Regions from separate parts of the Homo sapiens genome. Here region 1 is linked to region 2. The links are chromatin loops, found by intact Hi-C in ENCODE. Cell type or tissue: heart right ventricle. All regions are shown on one strand. Links, peaks and the distances in the headings refer to the core of each region. The heading gives the core; the rest is flanking DNA. Region 1 overlaps DDX19A (DEAD-box helicase 19A). Region 2 overlaps SF3B3 (splicing factor 3b subunit 3).

What was found. A loop is a pair of places that touch in the nucleus more often than their neighbours do. Peaks named below come from ENCODE experiments on the same cell type or tissue, not always from the same donor. Only the 100,000 strongest peaks of a DNase experiment are listed, where the experiment ranks them.
Region 1: it touches region 2 in a loop (2.3-fold over the local background); 4 of 110 quality-filtered maps call a loop at or near these places.

What each region holds. Positions count from the first base shown.
Region 1 is chr16:70,365,368-70,373,657 of GRCh38, forward strand. It overlaps DDX19A (DEAD-box helicase 19A), which reads left to right. Exons shown (of 12, transcript NM_018332.5): 8 at 718-895; 9 at 1,257-1,494; 10 at 4,856-5,018; 11 at 6,005-6,196; 12 at 6,558-8,016. The coding sequence ends at 6,619. Among named protein-coding and RNA genes, the nearest start is that of DDX19A, 23 kb to the left of the region's middle. In heart right ventricle, for the core only: a CTCF peak has its summit at 4,902 (motif pointing right); a DNase peak (open chromatin) is centred at 4,964; H3K27ac peaks cover 778 bases.
Region 2 is chr16:70,561,251-70,569,581 of GRCh38, forward strand. It overlaps SF3B3 (splicing factor 3b subunit 3), which reads left to right. Exons shown (of 26, transcript NM_012426.5): 17 at 380-534; 18 at 2,626-2,800; 19 at 3,815-4,020; 20 at 4,118-4,274; 21 at 6,161-6,286; 22 at 7,033-7,245; 23 at 7,793-7,891. Among named protein-coding and RNA genes, the nearest start is that of SNORD111, 27 kb to the left of the region's middle. In heart right ventricle, for the core only: no CTCF peak of the experiment used is centred there; no DNase peak of the experiment used is centred there.

The sequences.
Region 1 (8,290 bases), core at 291-8,290, 200 kb before region 2:
TAATATCTAGAGTTCTTCGCTCAGAAGGTAGAGTTTTGAATTTAGCGTCCAGAGTTCTGGGACCTGCTACCAAAGAGGGATTAACAGGACTGAGGATGGAAGGTTGGGGTCAGCTCCCTTTCTTTAAAAGTAAGCAAAACCAGGTACAGTGGCTCACACCTGCAATCCCAGCCCTTTGGGAGGCCAGGGTGGGAGGACTGCTTGAGCACATGGTTCGAGACCAGCCTGGGCAACATAGTAAGACAAAAAATAAAAAAAAAAAAATAGCCAAGCGTGGAAGTGCCAGCTTGTAGTCCCAGCTACTTGGGAGGCTGAGGCAGGAGGATCGCTTGAACCTGTGTGGTCAAAGCTGCAGTGAGCCATGACTGTGTCACCGCACTCTAGTCTGGGCAACAGAGTGAGACCCTGTCTCAAAATAAATAAATAAATAAACATAAAAAGAGTTGGATGATGTTGGATTATAGGAGGAAGAAGAAGGGAACTGATGCTTATTGAAGGATTGCTGTGTGGGATTTGATCCTGACCACAGTGCACTGAGATAGGTGTCATTCTGCCCACTTCACAGCAGAAGAGACCAAGACTGAGGGGAACACTCATGTGTGTTTTGAAATCTGGAAATAACTTGTTCTCCTAGTCCTAGAAGGATGGGCAGGGCTTTGATTTCCAGAGCTGGCTTTGCCTTTGAAATACCTATGAAAATCACCTGGGTCTCCACAGTGGAAAGAGGCCAGAAGATCAGTGAGCAGATTGTCATTGGCACCCCTGGGACCGTGCTGGACTGGTGCTCCAAGCTCAAGTTCATTGATCCCAAGAAAATCAAGGTGTTTGTTCTGGATGAGGCTGATGTCATGATAGCCACTCAGGGCCACCAAGATCAGAGCATCCGCATCCAGAGGTAGGGATCTCGAGGGTGGGGGACTCCTCAGACTCCCCATCTGCAGTGTCTTCTCCCTTCACTTCAGACGCCTCCTCTGGCTTCTGCCTGGGTCTTGGCTCTCGTACTCTCAGCAGCATTTGTTTGACGGGCCATTTCCATGTCAGCGCTGATCACAGTCCCTCCCAACCTGGGTTGAGAAAGGAGACCTAGGGACTCTTCCCCAACCCTTGTCCCCATCCCAGGCCTGCTGCTCCTCCTCCCCAAGATGCTCCTCCCCCATCAGCCTTCCTGGGCATCTAGACCCTCCCAGCTGGGGAGGCTGTGCTTCCGTTGCTTCCCAGGGCCACCTGGGGCCATCTACCCGGGCCTTCCCTTGCAGGATGCTGCCCAGGAACTGCCAGATGCTGCTTTTCTCCGCCACCTTTGAAGACTCTGTGTGGAAGTTTGCCCAGAAAGTGGTCCCAGACCCAAATGTTATCAAACTGAAGCGTGAGGAAGAGACCCTGGATACCATCAAGCAGTACTATGTCCTGTGCAGCAGCAGAGACGAGAAGTTCCAGGCCTTGTGTAACCTCTACGGGGCCATCACCATTGCTCAAGCCATGATCTTCTGCCATGTGAGTAGCAGCGGCAGTGGCAGGCCTGGCCCCTCCCTCTCAGCCAGCTCCCCACAGGGCTCAGGAGGACTGGATGCCCCTGAGCGCCATGGAAAGAAGGGAAGTGCTTTTTGAAGATGTAAGAGACAGGCTCTCCTTTAGTGGGGGTAATGGTAGTATCCCAAGGGATACATAGCCTAAAGATAGAGCCCCTGAACTTTATGTCTTATTTGTGGATGATGTATTGTTGCACAACCCAAGAGAATCAACTCATATTTGTAAGAAAAATAAAAAATTCAACAAGATGGCCGGGTACGGTGGCTCATGCCTGTAATCCCAGCATTTTGGGAGGCCGAGATGGGTGGATCACGAGGTCAGGAGATCGAGACCATCCTGACTAACACGGTGAAACCCCATCTCTACTAAAAGTACAAAAAATTAGCGCGGCGTGGTGGCGGGCGCTTGTAATCCCAGCTACTCGGGAGGCTGAGGCAGGAGAATGGTGTGAACCCGGGAGGCAGAGCTTGCAGTGAGCCGAGATCACACCACGGCACTCCAGCCTGGCAACAGAGAGAGACTCCGTCTCAAAAAAAAAAAAAGTTCAACAAGATAGTCATAACATTCACACACATAGTTTTCCAGTCTCAAACAACAAATACTTAGAAAATGGAAGCATAGATCTCATTGATAATAGAAAAAATAAATATTTAAGATCTCTGAAGAAAATGTCAAAATGATTTTAGAATAAAAGAGACACCGGAGCACGGTGGCTCATGCCTGTAATCCCAGCACTTTGGCAGGCCGAGACAGGCGGATCACCTGAGGTCGGGAGTTGGAGACCAGCCTGACCAACATGGAGAAACCTCGTCTCTACTAAAAATACAAAATTAACTGGGTGTGGTGGTGCATGCCTGTAATCCCAGCTACTCGGGAGGCTGAGGCAACAGAATCACTTGAAGCTGGGAGGCGGAGATTGCAGTGAGCTGAGATCGTGCCCCTGCACTCCAGCCTGGGTGAGAGAGCGAGACTCCGTCTCAAAAAAAAAAAAAAAGAGGCCAGGCTTAGTGGCTCACGCCTGTAATCCCAACACCTTTGGAGGCCAAGGTAGAAGGATTGCTTCAGCCCAGGAGTTTGAGACCAGCCTGGGCAACGTCGGGAGACCCCATTTCTAAAACACTTAAAAAAAATTAGCTGGATGTGGTGGCACACACCTGTAGTCTCAGCTACTCGGAAGACTGAGGTGGGAGGATCCCTTGAGCCCAGGAGTTAGAGGCTGCAGTCAGCTGTGATCACGCCACTGCACTTAGCATGGGTCATAAAGCAACACTCTGTCTCAAAACAAGGAAACATACAATGCAATGATACAGTGATAACAGTAATATATCTCTCAAATATAATCCACGTTCTCCTATCTCCACTTGTGCCAAAAGTATTCTTTTTTTTTTTGAGACCGAGTCTATCTAGCTCTGTCACCCAGGCTGGAGTGCAATGGTGTGATCTAGGCTCACTGCAACCTCCGCCTCCTGGGTTCAAGCAATTCTCCTGCCCCAGCCTCCAGAGTAGCTGGGATTACCAGCGCCCGCCATCATGCCCAGCTAATTTTTGTATTTTTGGTACAGGGGGTTTCACCATGTTGCCCAGGCTTGTCTTGAACTGCTGACCACAGGTGATCCAACTGCCATGGCCTCCCAAAGTACTGGGATTACAGGCATGAGCCACTGCGCCTGACGCCAAAAAATACTCTTTTTTTTTTTTTTTAGACGGTCTCACTATCTTGCCCAGGCTGGACTCAAACTCCTGGGCTCAAGCAATTCTCCTACCTCAACCTCCCAAGTAGGTGGGACTCCAGGCACATGGCACTGTGCCCAGCTCATCTTTATTGCTTTTTGTTTTGTTAAATCCAAGAGCCAGTCAAGTTTTGCTTGTTGCATTTAGTTGTCATGTCTCTTAAGACTCCTAAATCTAGAAGAATTTCCTCACCTTTATTTTATTGCCTCTCATTACAATGACATCTTGAAGCATCCAGGGTAGTCTTTTCTTTTTGAGATGTAGTTTTGCTTTTGTTGCCCAGGCTGGAGTGCAGTGGTGCAATCTCGGTTCACCACAACCTCTGCCTCCCGGGTTCTAGCAATTCTCCTGCCTCAGCCTTCCCGGGTAGCTGGGATTACAGGCATGTGCCACCACACCTGGCTAATTTTGTATTTTTAGTAGAGACAGGGTTTCTCCATATTAGTCAGGCTAGTCTCAAACTTCTGACCTCAGGTGATCCGCCCGCCTCGGCCTCCCAAAGTGCTGGGATTACAGGCGTGAACCACCGTGCCCGGCCAATCTGGTTTTTTTTTTTTTTTTTTTTTTTTTGAAACGGAATCTCGCCTCTTGCCCAGGCTGGAGTGCAATGGCATGATCTTGGCTCACTGCAGCCTCTGCCTCCCGGGTTCAAGCGATTCTCCTCCCTCGGCTTCCTGAGTAGCTGAGATTACATGCACATGCCACCACGCCCAGCTAATTTTTGTATTTTTAGCAGAGACGGGGTTTCACCATGTTGGTCAGGCTTGTGTTGAACTCCTGACCTCGCGATCGGCCCACCTCGGCCTCCCGAAGTGCTGGGATTACAGGCATGAGCCACCGCGCCTGGCCCCCAGGGTAGTCTTTTACTCCTAGGCTCAAGTGATCCTTCACTTGATCTCCCAAATTGCTGTGGTTATAGGCGTGAGCCACCGTATCTTGCCCCAGGTTAAATATTTTTGTGGTATAAATTTTCTTTTTTTTTTCTTTTCTTCTTTTTTTTTTTTTTTGGAGACAAGGTCTTGCTCCGTCACCCAGGCTGGAGTGCAATGGTGCAATCTTGGCTCACCAGCCTCGACCTCTCAGGTTTAAGCGATTCTCCTGCCTCAGCTCCCTCAAGTAGCTGGGACTTACAGGCCTACACCACCATGCCTAGCTAAATTTTTTGTAGAGACAGGTTTGGCCATGTTCCCCAGGCTGGTCTCGAACTCCTGAGTTCAAGCGATCCACGTGCCTCGTCCTCCCAAAGTGCTAGGAGTACAGGTGTGAGCCACCATGCCCAGCCAGGTACAAATATTTTCGTAAGATTACAAGCCAGGTGACATTGTTACTTCCTGTTGCACTATATCGGGTTTACAATTTTAAGAAATTTAGCTTTTAGCTGCTAAGTTTCAGGTACAGTCTTCCAGATCAAAAATATCTTCAGCTGAGCGTGGTGCCTCACACCTGTACTCCCAGCCCTTTGGGAAGCCAAGGCAGGATAATGACTTGAGCCCAGGACTTTTTAGATCACCCTGAGTGACAGCAAGACTGTGTCTCAAAAAGAAAAAATATATACTCAAATACTTTCATTTCTCAATTGTTTTTTTTCTTCCAGACTCGCAAAACAGCTAGTTGGCTGGCAGCAGAGCTCTCAAAAGAAGGCCACCAGGTGGCTCTGCTGAGTGGGGAGATGATGGTGGAGCAGAGGGCTGCGGTGATTGAGCGCTTCCGAGAGGGCAAAGAGAAGGTTTTGGTGACCACCAACGTGTGTGCCCGCGGTGAGCAGAGGACGTGTCCCACCTGGTCTGCCAGGCTCGGGGTCCCAGGCCCAATTAGAGCCAGAAATCCTTGTATACAGGGAAGTCGGATGGTCTCAGGGAGATGGGTGGGGTTGGTGACACTATTCCTTTCTAGGAGAGACTGTTTGGATTTCCCTGAGGTGGTAAGAACTCACACATGCCAGGTGCGGTGGCTCATGCCTGCAATCCCAAGGCAGGAAAATTGCTTGAACCCTGGAGACAGAGGTTGCAGTGAGCCGAGAATGTGCTATAGCACTCCATCCTGGGTGACAGAGTGAGACTCTGTCTCCAAAAAAAAAAAGGAAGAGGGCAGGCCCAGTGGCTCACGCCTGTAATCCCAGCACTTTGGGAGGCCGAGGTGGGCGAATCACCTGAGGTCAGGAATTCGAGACCAGCCTGACCAATATGGTGAAACCCCATCTCTACTAAAAATACAAAAATTAGCCGGGCGTGGTGGCATGCGCCTGTAATCCCAGCTACTCAGGAGGCTGAGACAGGAGAATCGCTTGAACCCGGGAGGTGGAGGTTACGGTGAGTGAGATCGCGCCATTGCACTCCAGCCTGGGCAACAAGAGCGAAACTCCGTCTCAAAAATAAAAAAAGAAAGAAAGAAAAGGAACTCCCGCAGAAACCAGTAGTCCTGACTTGGTGGAAGGAAATGTACAGGCATCTGACTGGTAGAGAACGGAGCCTACTCTTCCAGGGGCGCCCATCTCCAGAACATTGTGTCTCCCAGAGGATTACCGACTGATCTCATGATTTTGTTGGCACTTGCCAAAGTTCTCTTCTTTTCCTCTGGGTTCTGTTGCCTGCCTATATGTGTGCCCTCTCTTGTACCCAGAGTTGGCCTGTCCCAAATTCTTTCCCTCTATCCCAAAGTTGGTACGCATTGACCTACCTATGGATGACAGTGATTTCTGTCTCCTGTCCTTAGTCCTCTCAGCCTCCAACTCTCCTTCCTGCAGGCATTGATGTTGAACAAGTGTCTGTCGTCATCAACTTTGATCTTCCCGTGGACAAGGACGGGAATCCTGACAATGAGACCTACCTGCACCGGATCGGGCGCACGGGCCGCTTTGGCAAGAGGGGCCTGGCAGTGAACATGGTGGACAGCAAGCACAGCATGAACATCCTGAACAGAATCCAGGAGCATTTTAGTGAGTCCCGGGGAGGGTCCTGTGCCTGGCGCCCTTTGCTAAGTAGGGCGGGGTGGTGAAAGGGGTAGGATCTTCTGTAGCCCCAAGAGAGGCTCTGTCCCTAGCACACTCCCCTCCTTTCTGACCATATGGCAGTTCTCAGGGAGCACACCTGGAGACTTCAGGACCCAGGGACTCCAAGGACAGCTCCCCTGTGACTGGGCTTCGGGGCGTGGGGCTCTGACTGTTGCTGTCAGTGACTAGGGGCCCTGCTGCCCCCTGCTTAGGCACCCGGAGCCTTTGGGCCTGAATGAATGATTGCTGTGGCCTGAGGTGGGGCACATTCCTGGGCAGGGTAGAGACTTGTGTATCTTTCCCCCAGATAAGAAGATAGAAAGATTGGACACAGATGATTTGGACGAGATTGAGAAAATAGCCAACTGAGAAGCTCCACCAGCCACTGATGCCAGCCCTGGCACTGCCCCTGCACAGGAGACAAGTGCATTTAGGGCACAGGCCCCGACATCACCCCAAGGACAACGGCAGAAGTAGAGAGAAACTACCTACCTCACTTCAAATTATGTTTGGACTTGACAAAAATAGGTGCAAATGATGGGGGGCAATAGAAGAAAAAATTTGCATTTTGGAAAATTGGGTCCTTTCCCCACTTTTTTAAAGCCACATTCCCCCATCTTTATAATAATCTGGTCACAGTGGTAGTCGCTGGCCCCAGGACCCCCTCCTGATTTTGGCTAGGCATCGTGGAACCAGCTCCAGCCCCTGAAGAAACGATAGATGTGCAGGTTGTGCGGAAGAGGCTGAGTGGAAAATGGTGTGAGCCCCACCGCTGTGCATCGAATGAGGGAAGTGGCAGCAGAGAGGCCAGAGCTGCCCCCTCTCTGTCTCTTCAATGGACCCTTCACAAGTGTTTCTCCTGCCCTTGGGGCTGTCTTCCTTCTCCTGAAATCCAGAGACTTTCTTGCTCATCCCTTCTCCCTTTCACTTCTGTTCTCTGCTGCAGAAAGCAGACTTGCATATCCCTGATGAGCAGCTCGGCTACTTTTGTAAACTTCAGATTTGGAGAGAAACACGAAAGTCTGAATCCTGACCCCTTGAGAGAGAGTGATCTGGCGAGGGCCGATGAAGGGGCTGGGCCTGGTCTTGCCTTCTCTTCTCTCGGTTGCTCCCTCTGCCTAGGCCCCTGGTACTCAGTCACGGCAGCCAGGAGACCCCAGGTGAGTTTCTGAGCGCATACGTAGTTGGTTCTTACCCCCAGGTGTCACACGGGGCCGAGAGCTGAGCAAGAATTTGGAATGGAAGTTATGACCAAGGGAATTATGCTGTTCATTTATAATAGTGGACATTATGGAGAGCTCTGATTCCTACATAATATGAATAAGGATGGATAGGCCGGGCGTGGTGGCTCATGCCTATAATCCCAGCACGTTGGGAGGCTGAGGCGGGCGGATCGGTTGAGCTCAGGCGTTCGGGACCAGCCTGGCCAACATGATGAAACCCCGTCTCTACCAAAAATAGAAAAAAATATAGCCGGGCCTGGTGGCGCACGCCTGTAGTCCCAGCTACTCGGGAGGCTGAGGTAGGAGGATCGCTTGAGCCTGGGTAGAGGCTGCTGTGAGCTGAAATGGCGCCACTGCACTCCAGCCTGGGTAACAGAGCGAGACCCCGACTCAATAAATAAATAAGGATGGATAAATTGTAGCGTATGCACCATTCATTATGCTAAGACATTTTAAAGTAATTATGAGAAACGCTCTACTAATGATTTGTTTTTATTTGTATTTTTCTGCTTATTAGACAAATATATACTCATTTTAAAAAGGCGTGTGTGTATATAAAGTGAGAGTGCTCTCTATCCCTTCTCTTCTGGGATCCTGATTCCTGGCAGCTTGGTGAATATTCTACCATATTGCCTTTTATTTGCATAAACCCATTTTTCTTTTACAAAAACAGGAACATTCTGTTCACACTACTATGCAACCTGCTTTCACTGATCAGCATGTGTTAGACATGTTGACATGTCCAATACACACACATCTTCCTTGCCCTGGAAACACCATCCACCTTCCTTTCTGCGTGTAGCTGTCCCGGCATTTA
Region 2 (8,331 bases), core at 51-8,050:
CTTCAGGTGATCCGCCTGCCGTGGCCTCCCAAAGTGCTGGGATTACAGGCATGAGCCACCGCACCTGGCCTTCATTCCATTTAATTCTTGCAGCTGTCCAGCCTTGTGGTACTGTTTTCATTTTACACACGTGGAAGCAGGCTTAGAGAGATGAAATGGTGAGTCTAGATCATATGGCTCGTAGCCCATGCTTTTCACATATGCTAAGCCATAGTGCCTCTCTCTAGCCCTCTTTTTCTTAAGATAGCCTGTTATATTTCTAGAATATCTTAGGATACTCTGCAGACTGAAATTTGGGGATAGGGCTTTTGGTCAGCTTATACCATATTTGTATTTTTTCCCAAACCTTATTGGAGCTGGGTTTTTTTTTTCCCCTCAGGTATTGGCCATGTCAAGCCGCTCATGGTTGAGCTATTCTTACCAATCTCGCTTCCATCTCACCCCACTGTCTTACGAGACACTGGAATTTGCATCGGGTTTTGCCTCGGAACAGTGTCCCGAGGGCATTGTGGCCATCTCCACCAACACCCTACGGTGAGTGAGTCTCATGTTTGAAGCTCAGCAGGAAGCCTTTCTGCCAAGGGCTCAGACTGGTTCTGCCAGAGTGTTGGAGGAGGCTGTGAAGAGGTGGCAGAGAGCCGACTTCACCATGAAGCTTGTGTGTTGCAATTGAAACCTTCATTTGGCTCAGCATTTTAGTACCTGAGAGCCAAGTTTCGGTGTTTTAGCTTCTGTTAAGATTTTCAAGGCCAAGCTTTAATACAGTCCAATCTTCCTGAGATTTCAGATTTTTGTTTTCTAGCAAAAGGGTATTGCCATTGGATTAGTTTTAGAGCAAGTATTGGATCACTGCATTGATAACCTTTCTTACTCTGTCTTGTCATTTGCGGTATTAAATCTTAAATGTTAACCTATCTATAAGTTATTTAGACCTTTTTCAAGTTGACAAAACTGTTCTTCCTGGTAATATTGATGTGAAGTTTGAGCACTGTATGTAATATTCTTTGCAAGATGGAAAAGAACCTAAAATAATTCAGTCAGTTTGGCTTCCTCAGGTTTTGGGGGGCTTTTAAAATTAAGCCACCAAAGTTGTTCACATCCTGGTTATAACTATTGGCTGTTCATAATGAAACTATGGCCTCTTGATAGATTAATCACTATTGCTTATCAAATGAGCTCCCAAAATTTCTTTGCAACAACTTTCAGGGTCTTTTCATGGTCATTGTCCTTTTTCTTTCCGTCATCTTTGTATTTATCTTCTGCTCCAGCAGAATTGATCTCCCTGCACTGCTCTACATCACTTAATATTTTTTTAATCTCTACCTGTGCTAGAATGCTTCACCCACATACATACCTGCCTGTCAGTGTTCCCCTTGTCTTTTAAGCCAGCCTTGTTGTAGCCTCATCTGTGGCCCCTACCTCCTGAATTGCTATAGATTTAGACAATCGCTACAGATTTTTAGGCTTTCCTAGCAGCAGAACTTACTTCCCCCCAAAACTAAATCAGGGAAGGTGACTTATGAGACATAAAAGCAGAGTTCTTGGCAGGCAGTTTATTTTTTTATTTAATTATTTTTATTTTTAAGTTTTTTTTTTGAGACAAGGTCTTACTCTGTTGTACAGGTTGGAGTGCAGTGGTGTGATCATGGCTCACTGCAGCCCCAACTTCCTGGGCTCAAGCTATTTCTGCCTCAACCTCCCAAGTACCTGGTGGGACTGTAGGCGCATGCCATCATGCCTGGCTAATTTTTGTGTTCTATTTTATAGAGACAGGATTTCACCTTGGTGCCCAGGCTGGTCTTGAGCTCCTGGGCTCAAGAGATTCTCCCACCTCAGCCTCCCAAGTAGCTGGGACTACAGGCGTGCGCCACCATACATGGCTTTTTTTTTGGTATTTTCAACAGAGTTGGTGTTTCACCATGTTACCCAGGCTTGTCTTGAACTCCTAGCCTTAGGTGATCTGCCTGCTTTGGCCTCCCAAAGTGCTGAGATTACAGGCGTGAGCCACCACACGCAGCCCCTATCTTTTTTAATGTAGAGAATAAACTACAAATAAAACTCCATCATTAGAGATCGGGTAACTATACTTTTCAGAGTACCTGGGTTCTGCTCATTTTGCACATAGTTTGGCTTATGTGTACATCTCTGTCCCATTTGACAGAAATTTGTAGGTCCCTTATTTGCTGTCTCTTGCATTGTCATAGTTTTCCTGAACTGAGGTGATTTTTGTTCACAAAGGTATCCACTTTATTTTATGAAGCACAGTCACTACAAATACCATATATGTTTAGGTAATTGCAGTGTTTCACAACAAATTTGGGATTGGGCTCTTTATTATCATTGGAGTGATTAAAAAAAAACTTTTGACAATCGTTTGTGTTTCATTGGTAGGAACTAGAACTGCTGTGAATTGTGGTAGGGTGTTGCCAAATGGGAAGGCCCTTCCTGGATCTCTGTGTCTGCATCGCAGAGTTTTCTAGAGTAGGAGGCTGTTGTTTAATGTTGCCTAATGCCAACGTTAGAGCTCCAGGGATTGACGTGTTTGCTGACTGCTCAAAGTCTATTTCAACACCAGTTTCTGGGTCCGAGTGAGTATTAAATAACTGCCTTGCTTTTTTGTCATAGGATTTTGGCATTAGAGAAGCTCGGTGCTGTCTTCAATCAAGTAGCCTTCCCACTGCAGTACACACCCAGGAAATTTGTCATCCACCCTGAGAGTAACAACCTTATTATCATTGAAACGGACCACAATGCCTACACTGAGGCCACGAAAGCTCAGAGAAAGCAGCAGATGGCAGAGGTAATGAGACTAACGTTCAGGGGTTCTATTAAAAGATGTGTGAAATTATGTTGAAAAGTTTAAACTGCCCGGCACTTTGGGAGGCTGAGGTGGGAGGATTGCTTGAGGCCACTAGTTCGAGACCAGCCTGGGCAACATAGCAAAACTGCACCTCTATTAAAAATTTTAAAAGATAGCCTGGTGTGTTGGTGCACTCCTGTAGTCCCAGCTACTTGGGAGGCTGAGGCAGGAGGATCACTTGAGCCCAGGAGTTCAAGACTGCAGTGAGCCATGATCATGCCACTGCATACCAGTGGCACTCTGGACACGAGACTCTATCAAAAGTTTAAACTCCTGTAATTGTTAGTATATTCTTTGTTTTTAAAGATCTAGGCTTTTTTCAGCTTTTTTAAGCAGAGGCCTTTGCCCCAAAGTACTTCATTTTAGAGCCTTTCTTGTAACCCAGGACTATACTCTGACCTCCATTTATTCACAATTAAGTTCCCTCTCTGAAACAGAATTCTCCCGTCCTTGAGCTTCCAAAATAGACTGTATTTCCTTTATTTGGGCCCAAAAGAGACAGCTTTCATGTTCTCCACAACACCAGCTCTTTCTAGAACTCATTGCCTAGCAGAAACCAAATAGCTACAACCACGTAGAACTGTATCCATCCTTAAAGAGTGGAGACAGAGTAGTTTTAGTAAGGGAAATCAGATGGGTTGGATAGAAAAGTGGAGTTTCCGTTGTCATTTTTCTCAAGCCACTAGTCCAATATTTGTCACAGCTATTGTTATTTTTGGTGTTTTCTACTAATATGTAACCAGCAATGTCTGGATTTCCCTTTCTGATCTTCTGTCTTCCCTAGTCTGTACACCTCTCCCTTTAATAGTCATGTCGGGAAATCCTGGCTGGGATGGCTGACTTTGCTGCTTTATGTATTGAGAACCCCCTGGAGTGTTCTTGCTACCTATCCTCTTCTCAGCCAGCCCCTACCTCTGAGCACGCCAACTCAGTTACTCGTTTTTTTGGGTTTAGGAAATGGTGGAAGCAGCAGGGGAGGATGAGCGGGAGCTGGCCGCAGAGATGGCAGCAGCATTCCTCAATGAAAACCTCCCTGAATCCATCTTTGGAGCTCCCAAGGCTGGCAATGGGCAGTGGGCCTCTGTGATCCGAGTGATGAATCCCATTCAAGGGAACACACTGGACCTTGTCCAGCTGGAACAGAATGAGGCAGCTTTTAGGTAAGCAGCCCAGGACAGTCCAGGGTTTGGCAGGCTGGAACAGGAGCTCTCTGAGTTTTGACTAAGGCCTTACTCTTGCTTCTTATTCTGTGTGTAGTGTGGCTGTGTGCAGGTTTTCCAACACTGGTGAAGACTGGTATGTGCTGGTGGGTGTGGCCAAGGACCTGATACTAAACCCCCGATCTGTGGCAGGGGGCTTCGTCTATACTTACAAGCTTGTGAACAATGGGGAAAAACTGGAGTTTTTGCACAAGGTAGGAATCTGCCAGTGGTTCTCCTAGATTTTAAGTCCCATTGAATTCTCTCACTTTTGCTTATGTTATGGATCAGGTCTTTTGGGGACCAGCTCCTTGATTCCAATCTCTCTCTTACCAGCACATGGAAAATGCTGGGGCCTTCTAGCTGCAGTGATGTTCTTGTGCCTGTGCATTCCACAGGAAGGCTTTGTGCTAACCATCCATAATGGGGAGATAGATGCACATTCAATTGGTCTCTTTCTTACTGTTTTAATAAGCAGGCAACAATTTGTGACCAAAATTCAGCAGTTTAAATAATTAATATTCTGGCTGGGCGCAGTGGCTCATGCCTGTAATCCCAGCACTTTGGGAGGCCGAGGCAGGCAGATCACCTGAGGTCAGGAGTTCGAGACCAGCCCGGCCAACATGGTGAAAGCCTGTCTCTACTAAAAATACAAAAATCAGCCAGGCATGGCGGCACGCACCTGTAATCCCAGCTGCTCGGGAGGCTAAGACAGGAGAATCGCTTGAACCCGGGAGGCGGAGGTTGCAGTGAGCCGAGATTGCGCCATTGCACTCTAGCCTGGGTGACAAGAGTGAGACTGTCAAAAAAAAAAAAAAGATTTAATATTCTTTTCCACCTGCATTCTCTGGGAAGTTACTGTTTAATGGGTACAGAGTTTCAGTTTGGGAAGATGAAAAAAATTCTGGAGGTGATAGTTACACAACAGTAAATGTGCTTAATGCCACTGAAGTGTATACTTAAAAATGACTGGCTGGGCATGGTGTCTCACGCCTGTAATCCCAGCACTTTGGAAGGCCGAGGTGGGCGGGTCACCTGAGCTCAGGAGTTCAAAACCAGTCTGGTCAACGTGGTGAAATCCCATCTCTATTAAAAATAAAAAATCAGCCAAGCATGGTGGTGGGCGCCTGTAACCCTAGCTATTCCAGAGGCTAAGGCAGGAGAATCACTTGAACCCAGGAGGCAGAGGTTGCAGTGAGCCGAGATTGCGCCACTGCACTCCAGCGTGGGTGACAGAGCGAGACTCTGTCTCAAAAAAAAGAAAAGGATTAAGATGGTAAACTTTATGTTATGACTATTTTACCATAATTTTTAAAATAAAAAGAATATTCTCTTCTCCACAATGACAGCATGTGGATTCCTTCAACCCTACCATAAGGGGAGTATCCTCTAAGAAATACTTCATAGACCCTTTTGCATATTAAATTTGTCTCTCCTTTACAACTGAGATGTCACTAGGCTGGGTGCAGTGGCTCACGCTTGTAATCCCAGCATTTTGGGAGTCTGAGTCGAGCAGGTCACTTGAGCCCAAGAGTTTGAGACCAGCCTGGGCAATGTGGTGAAACTCAGTTTCTACGAAAAATACAGATAATTAGTCAGGCTTGATGGCACATGCCTGTAGTCCCAGCTACTCGGGAGTCTGAGGTGGGAGGATCACCTGAGCCCAGGAAGTCCAGGCTATAGTGAGCCATGATTGCGCCTGCCACAGCCCTTCAGCCTGAGCAGTAGTGAGACCCTGTCTCAAAAAAAAAAAAAAAAGTCACTTTTCACTAGCATTTCTTTCCTGTCCCTCCACAAATTACAGTCACTTGGCTACTAAGGCTTCACTGTTGAAATAACACCAGTTAAACAGAGCACAAGCTCTGGACAGCAGTCGTCTGGTACCAGAACTTCTTGTCAGTTACAGCATTGATCCCTCTACTGAGTGAATGCAGCATGCGGAACTTGTTCACCCCAACACCCAGATTCATTAGCAAAATAAGCTCACTGGTGTGTTTCTTAATGATAGGCTCCTGTGGAAGTAGGCATTTCTGGGCAGAGAGGTGAGGCCTGTGTCTGGCTGGCATTTATAATAGCTGTATTACCTGCTTTTCCTCTATAGACTCCTGTGGAAGAGGTCCCTGCTGCTATTGCCCCATTCCAGGGGAGGGTGTTGATTGGTGTGGGGAAGCTGTTGCGTGTCTATGACCTGGGAAAGAAGAAGTTACTCCGAAAATGTGAGAATAAGGTAAGTGTGCTGGCATTGGTGCTGAGATCTAGCTCATGTGTCAAGGGTGGGGGCATTGGTGGGGTGGTGGGCATTGAGTTTTAAAATCTTATCTTTATTAGGACTTGTTGTGTTACCCCAATTCCAGCTTCAGAATTATGCCCTTGTTTTTTTGTTTTTTGGTTTTTGAGACGGAGTCTCGCCCTGTTGCCCAGGCTGGAGTGCAGTGGCGCAATCTCGGCTCACTGCAACCTCCGCCTCCTGGGTTCAAGCGATTCTCCTGCCTCAGCCTCCCAAGTAGCTGGGATTACAGATGCGCGCCACCACGCCTGGCAAATTTTTTGTATCTTTAGTAGAGACAGGGTTTTACCATGTTGGCCAGGCTAGTCTCTTAACTCCTGATCTCATGATCTACCCGCCTTAGCCTCCCAAAGTCCTGGGTTTACAGGCGTGAGCCACCGCACCGGCCCTTGAGTTTTGAGAGGAGCAGGAGTAGAGGGATCTCATTTCTTGACTTACCAAACAAGAACCAGCTTTCTATCTTGCTAGCTTCTATAAGGAAAGTAAATGTGAGAGTTAGGCATATATTTGCACTATATTAAAAGCTATTTGGCTCTTTTTTCCCACCTAGAATTCATTGCTAACTGCTGGTTTTTGGTATTTGCTGTTCTGCTGACCCTACGTATGTCATACGGAAAGCTGGGCTTTCTTTGGGTTCTGAACCCCAAGATTACACCCACCATCACTATTGTCTTTGTTTTTCCCAGCATATTGCCAATTATATCTCTGGGATCCAGACTATCGGACATAGGGTAATTGTATCTGATGTCCAAGAAAGTTTCATCTGGGTTCGCTACAAGCGTAATGAAAACCAGCTTATCATCTTTGCTGATGATACCTACCCCCGATGGGTCACTACAGCCAGCCTCCTGGACTATGACACTGTGGCTGGGGCAGACAAGTTTGGCAACATATGTGTGGTGAGTTGATGTTGTTAACTTGGGTTACAGTGATGTGTAGGAAAGCTGGCTCAGTTTCTTGTGGGTAAAGCCAAGGAGGAATCAAATCTGAGAAGTAAAAATGGATATAAAATTCCATCCTACTAAAGCTAACTCTACAAGCAATCTGTTCTTTAAGCCTTCTTACTAGTCTTTTGGATTTTTCTCTGTGGTTTATCTCCCTCCTCCCTATTGAACGTGATTTAATGATAGGTTTAGTTTGAGCTAATGGCTAATATTTCTTTTTACATTTTATAAGAACTTTGGAATGTCTGTTATCTATGTTGTGTGGTTTTGGTTTTACCCTTAGCTGTGTTAAACTCTTGCTCATGGGTCGATTCTTTTGAGTTTCTTGCTCCTCAGACACAGCTCCTGCCCACCAGAGCAGGTGCAGGACACGTGGGCTCAGGCCTCTGTCTAGGCAGTGCCCCTGTGGCTGACTTGCAAAGACCTGGCCAGACCTGTTGCTTGGTGACTCAGGTGAGCAGGTCCGGGCCCCAGCAGTGTGACTTGTGTCACTTCCTTGTAGGTGAGGCTCCCACCTAACACCAATGATGAAGTAGATGAGGATCCTACAGGAAACAAAGCCCTGTGGGACCGTGGCTTGCTCAATGGGGCCTCCCAGAAGGTAAGATTGCAGAATGGGCCCCAGGGAGAACACTGCTTAGCACTTTTCCTGTTGCCCTCACTGAAGAAATTGCCTTTGGTGAATTATTCATAGTGCACACGACTGTGCTGAGTGCTGTCCGTCCACAGTCCTTTCTTACCAATCTGCAAAAAATCTCCTTGGAGAGTAGCGAGTTTCTTAGAGAGAGTCCATTCCCAGTCCTCTGCTCTGAGGTGTGTCCTGGGCTTTACTTTCTCCTGTAGGCATGTGCTGCTTTAATAGAGCATCTCTGGACTTTCGGGCAAATCTATTTTAGAAGACAAGCCTAGTGATTGCTGTTTTCTATAATTTTCTTTGTGTTTTCCTTTTTTATGGCAAGCTTGATAAATTTAACAAAATGATTCTTATCGTAAGAAATGATGAACAGTAACTTTAGCATGTTTTATGAGGCATTAAGCTTT